2 separate regions of the Homo sapiens genome follow, and region 2 is linked to region 1. A link is a contact called in ENCODE Hi-C or POLR2A ChIA-PET data. All regions are on one chromosome and are shown on one strand. The core of a region is the stretch at or near the end of the contact, and the rest is flanking DNA. Distances in the headings are between cores, read along the strand shown.

Region 1 (2,880 bases), core at 239-2,738:
AACATTTAGTCATCATCCTCATTTTACAGATGAGAAAACTGAGGCCCAGGGAGGTTAAACATTAAATAATGTGCTCCAAATCACTCAACCAATAATTGCAGAACTGGCAGGACTAGAACTCTGCCGCCTAATTCCCAGTTCATGCATTTTCTTGCCTTCTGCTGTGCCTGACAGGTTCCCAGTGGTGAAAGTCGGCCTTGGAGCGCCCTCCCATGGCTGTGGACAGCTACTGGAGCAGCTGTGGCACAGGCCAGTGTTAACTTGAGGATAGAATGACCTGCAGGGCTGGTTGAAACAGATTGCTGGGCCCCACCCTTGGAGTTTTGGGTTGTCTAACAAGTCCCCAGGGGACGCTGACCTACTGATTCAAAGACCACTTACTCAGAAACTCAGATGTAGATAAAAGATTTTGCAGCCAGAATACCTGGTTTCAGGTCCCAGCTCTGCCATCCAAGTGCTGATACCTTGAACATGGTACTTAATCTCTTAGCATCTCGATCTCTTTATTTTATGATGGCAACAATAACAACCACCCATAGGGTTAATGTGTAAAATAAATAAATCAGATGTAAAATACCTGAGAAGTGACATGCTGATGCTGTGTGAATATACAGATTCACAAATATGTGACCTTTGTCTGGAGAGATGCCACTGGAGGCCAGGGAATGTCCACAGAGACAAAAGCATTCTCTTAATGCTACTCAAAATTACAATAAATCCAGAAGAAATTGTGTTTATCCTGCCACAAATACTGGCTGAGGAATTACGAGGGCCTGGCACTGTGCTGTACACCACATTTGCAAAGGTGAATGACAGTCCCTGCCCTGGAGGAACAACTAGAAGGAAGATAAACATGTAAATTCTAATAATTACCCTAATCCCAGATGAGCCAGGGAAGGAACCCTGTGCCTAGAGCACAGAGCATCCCACCCTGTCTGAGAAGTCAAGCAAGGCTTTGAAAAAGAACCTGACTTTTGAGTAGGGTCTTGAAGGATGAATAGGAGTTCTTTAAGAAGAGAAGTGGTAGGGGGCACTCCAGGCAAAGGAAACAGCATATGCAAAGTAGTCACGGAAGCATGAAAATGCATAATATTTTCAAGGAAATCGCACGTGGTTCTATGTAACTGGAGCTCAGTGGGTCTGGGAAAAGGACTGGCAAAAAAGGCTAAGAAGTTTGGGCCATGCCGGGCACGCGGGTGGCTGAGGCAGGAGAATGCTGTGAACCTGGGAGGCGGAGCTTGCAGTGAGCCGAGATCGCGCCACTGCACTCCAGCCTGGGCGACAGAGCGAGACTCCATCTCAAAAAAAAAAAAAGAAGTTTCGGCCTGACTGTAACCTGGTGGGAAGCCATTGGAAGACACCCGACGAGGATTCCCTGAAAAAATTCTTAATGAGTCCCTAAGGCAAAGATTTCCAAGCCAAGCGCTTCACCACATACCCTCAGCGGCCCCAGTGCCTGAGAGCCTCCCCTGCCAGGAAGCCTAGCCCAGAAACGCCTCCCGAAACGGGTAGTGGCCCTGGGGAAGAAGCTTCCCTGGAAGGCACAAGCAGTAAACGGGCAGCCTCTTACCTCTTACCTTCATCAGATACTGGCGGGAGGCACCCTCCTGGCAGATTTCTTCATCCCCCTCTCCTTCTGTGGGTGTGGAGTCACTGGGAGAACAAAGGGATGTTATCTGTAGCTAATAAGTTATGGGAGGGGGAGGGAGCTGTAGGCGCCTGTGGGGGTGGGGAAATGAGTCCTGAGCAGCTCTGATGCAATCCAGAAAGAGGCAGGTGCAAGCCTGCACCTGGGAAGCAAACCCCCTGCCTCCCCAAAGTACACAGAGATTTGAAGCTGGAAGAGGCACCTCCAAGACTTGCCCGTGATCCCACAGCTAGCTGACGCCTGGCCCCCTCTCCCCACATCTGACTCCACGATAAAAGGTCTCAGTCTTGGAAAAACTGGCGGTTGCTGTGTTCATTGACCTCACTCCCTCTTCCTGAGTCTCTCCTGCAGCCTTCCCTTCCCAGCCCAGTCCCTGACCCTCTTTCAGACTCAGCCTTTGGTTTCCAAACAGGTATAGAATGTGGTGTGCAAAAAATGGCCTCCGCTATTTTTGAAAAAAGCAATGGCAAGAAAAAAAGAGCAAACTGCTATTCTGAGCCACATGGGCTTGGGGTTTTGATTCCAATTTCTTTGTCTCCGGTGGAGGTGGAAGCAACTTGCTCTTGTGGGAATAATCCCTTTTGTTTTTAGGAAAAGATTTTAATAGGTCTTTGGGTTATGCAAGGATAAAACGTGAACCTTTTCTGGAAAGGAGACAGTGCAATGCAGGACAACGTGAGGCCACAGGCTCCTCTTAGTCACTGTAAAATGTGGCTTTCTTTGAGAGAGAATGGCATCTCTGCAGAGGTTATGGGGAGTTTTGTTAAAGCTGTGCTTGGAGAACTTAAGAGAGGGGCTTGGGCTGGGCATGGTGGCTCACACCTATAATCCCAACAATTTGGAAGGCCGAGACGGGCGGATCGCTTGAGGTCAGGAGTTCGAGACCAGCCTGGCCAACATGGTGAAACCCTGTCTCTACTAAAAATACAAAAAAATTAGCTGAGTGTGGTGGCAGGAGCCTGTAATCCTAGCTACTCGGGAGACTGAGGCAGAAGAATCGCTTTAACCCAGGAGGTGGAGATAGCAGTGAGCTGAGATGGCGCCACTGCACTCCAGCCTGGGTGACAGAGTAAGACTTCATCTCAAAAAAAAAAAAAAAAAAAAAAAGAGAGGGGTCTGTTTCTGCAGTGGGCACCAGCAGGATTGAGCTGGTGACTGGCAGGGAGGACACCCAGGATGTGTGTGAATTCTCAGGAGTCCTTGCAAACAAGGGGAGAGGAAACCCAGGCAGG
Region 2 (2,880 bases), core at 253-2,752, 500 kb before region 1:
TTAATATTAATTCTAAGAAAAGGTTATACTGAACTACATCAATAACATAAGAGTTACTCTGTAAACAGCTTCCTTTCTTTCACTGGGTAAGATGACTTCTTGAGTTACAGTTGTTAATTTGACAGCATGTCAAAAATCACTGAGAAGTCAAAATTGCTAATTTTTCAAGACCTTTCTTTGATCAGAAACACTTGCTTTGGCAATTACTTAATCCAATAATTACAACTGAAAAGATTCATACAACATATATAAGAGGGTACAGGGGAAAAATTCATTGCATGATTGTGCAAGTGATTTACAACCTTCTTCCTTAAAAGAAATCCTTTAAGGTCACTAAAAAGGGGTCATGTAATTCTAAGGTATTATAATGAAGACAATATTCCCAGTGAAGATTAATCCAGTAAGTTCTCAAACTAGTGTCAGAAATTACAAAACAGGCTTTCTGGAAGTAAACTCTAAAGATGAAACAGAAGTTTCAATTTGAGTCAAAATAGTGACAGTGGTTGCTGAAGGACTGGAGCTCTCTGAACTGTAAACCGGGCGAAGGGTGTGCTTGTGTGTATAATCAAAAGATGAAAACCACTTTGCCTAGTAGAGCTAACCACTTTCAAGGAAGTCTCAGTATAAAAATTAACCAAAATGTAAAAGTATCTAAAGGACTCAGTAGTTCCCATAATTAAAGCAAAAAGGCATTTAGTAAATTTTCTTTTATCTTTTTCCATATTCTTTTATCATTCGGAACAATATTAGAGAACTGACTGGTTTGATATTTTGTTGATAATTAATTTTCATTCCTGTTGCTTTGATAGTTTTTTTGCTTTTTTTTTTTTTGAGATGGAGTTTCACTCCTCTTGCCCAGGGTGGAGTGCAACGGCACGTTCTCGGCTCACTGCAACCTCCACCTCCCAGGTTCAAGCGATTCTCCTATCTCAGCCTCTCCCAAGAAGCTGAGATTACAGGTGCCACCACACTTGGCTAATTTTTGTATTTTTAGTAGAGACAGGGTTTCACCATGTTTCGGCTGATCTCGAACTCCTGACCTCAGGTGATCTACCCACCTTGGCCTCCCCAAGTGCTGGGATTACGGGCATGAGCCACTGCACCTAGCCTGATAGTTATTAATACTAGAAATGATAAAATTAAACTAAGAATCTTTATGTCTGATATGAGGTAAACATGGTAATTCTAAAATAATATTACACTTTCTATAGATTTGGCTTGAAACAAATTCTAACACATAGCATTGTGGTTCTTAATTTTAATTATTTTACTGATTCCGATTTGCTTTTCAAGTATATTCCTTTATATAAAGATGTGAACTGTATCCAAAAAAGTAAGCAGGTTTTGAGCAACATCACAGTTTTGGTTTTACCGATTTATGTAGTAGCCATCTTGTTTGTTGAGTGCTAAATATTCTACGACGAAACACTGTTTCTATAGCGGGCAGATGAAAGTCTACCTCGCTTAGCTCAGGAACTGAGTGGCTGCTACTACGACAGCTTTGTGTTTTAGTGGTGAGGTGACAGTGCGACATCAATGCAAATAATTTCCTTGGTTATACCAGGAATTGGAGAGCCTGACAAAATCAGAGCTCGGCAGAAGCATTTGTAGCAATAAACAGAAGCTTCTGATTTTTACTTAAAATTTCAAAAGCTGTCCTGATTTCTAATTTATTGGCCTTGATTACAGGCCTATAAGGAAAGAATTATTTAAATGACTACCAGAATTAGTCTGAAGTTGTTGATTTCCTCTGGCTTAAAAAAAAAAAGTCTTACCAGAAACTGTGTTCTCTGAAAAACAAAATAATTGCTTTCCTTTTACTTAATGTCAACTGAAAACCAATGAATGAACAAATGAACAAACAGATAGTTAAAGACAAATACAGAAAGAATAATACTAAGACATCTGTGTGAACATTAGTCATTTAAAATAAAGAAAAACATCAGAGTAAGAACCTTATCATTCATTAGACTGAATAAACACTGCCACCCCAGCCCCAATCCTACAGCTCTGAAATGGAGGAACACAGCAATCAAAGTCTTGCAAAGATACACTGGAAATAATGTGCAGGGCAAAATCCAAAGATAACTTTTTTTCTCTTTTAAAAACATAAGACTGTGGCTGGGCGTGGTGGCTCACGCCTGTAATCCTAGCACTTTGGGAAGCCATGGCGGGTAGATCACGAGGTCAGGAGATCAAGACCATCCTGGCTAACACGGCAAAACCCTGTCTCTACTAAAAACACAAAAAATTAGCCGGGAGTGGTGGCACATGCCTGTAATCCTAGCTACTCAGGAGGCTGAGGCAGGAGAATTGCTTGAACCTGGGAGGCGGAGGTTGCTGTGAGCTGAGATCGTGCCACTGCACTCCAGCCTGGGCGACAGAGCGAGACCCCGTCTCAAAAACAAAACAAACAAACAAACAAAAAAAAAAGAAAAAAATATATATGATTGTTTATAGTAATGACAGAAAAAGCTATATTGTTGTGTTTATATTATAACATATATACATGTAATATATATGACAATTAATAGAACAAATAAGCGGGAGGACAAGGAGCAATGTTGCTATATTTTACCAGAATGAAGGTATTATTAATCTTAAGGCAATTATGTTAAAGATGCATATTGTAATCTCTAGAATAAACCGCTAAGAAAGTAATTCAATATTAGATAGCTAAAAAAAAAAAAAAAAAAAAAGTTCAACAAATGCCCTTCCCCTTACTCACTGTGCTCCAGCCACGCCTGCTTCAGCAGAGCTCTTTGCTGCCTCAGGGCTCAGGGCTTTTGCACAGGGACTGCCTTCCCTGGAATTGCCTTCCTTGGCTGTCTGAATCACTGCTAAGGTCTCAGCGGAAATGTCACCCTCTATAGGAGGTCT

The links. A loop is a pair of places that touch in the nucleus more often than their neighbours do. ChIA-PET counts read pairs that join two places held with the same protein, here RNA polymerase II (POLR2A). Pooled maps may share reads with other maps.
Region 2: a loop to region 1 is called in a pooled map, with 3 times the contacts of the local background. The contact joins two enhancer-like sites. A Hi-C loop is called at or near these places in 2 of 168 maps with a recorded cell type or tissue (Caco-2 and PC-9) and 6 of 50 pooled maps. POLR2A ChIA-PET finds 5 or more read pairs at or near these places in 3 of 52 experiments (Caco-2, MCF 10A and Panc1).

Annotation. Positions count from the first base shown.
Region 1 is chr2:27,751,645-27,754,524 of GRCh38, reverse strand. No RefSeq gene overlaps it. Among named protein-coding and RNA genes, the nearest start is that of MRPL33, 19 kb to the left of the region's middle. RefSeq lists an enhancer at 1,287-1,905. Within about 2 kb of position 1,488, at least 10 of the 41 ENCODE cell types and tissues checked have a DNase peak (open chromatin) inside an H3K27ac peak, as active enhancers do.
Region 2 is chr2:28,250,138-28,253,017 of GRCh38, reverse strand. All of the region lies in intron 10 of BABAM2 (BRISC and BRCA1 A complex member 2), which reads right to left. Among named protein-coding and RNA genes, the nearest start is that of BABAM2-AS2, 59 kb to the left of the region's middle. RefSeq lists an enhancer at 2,718-2,880. Within about 2 kb of position 1,502, at least 3 of the 41 ENCODE cell types and tissues checked have a DNase peak (open chromatin) inside an H3K27ac peak, as active enhancers do.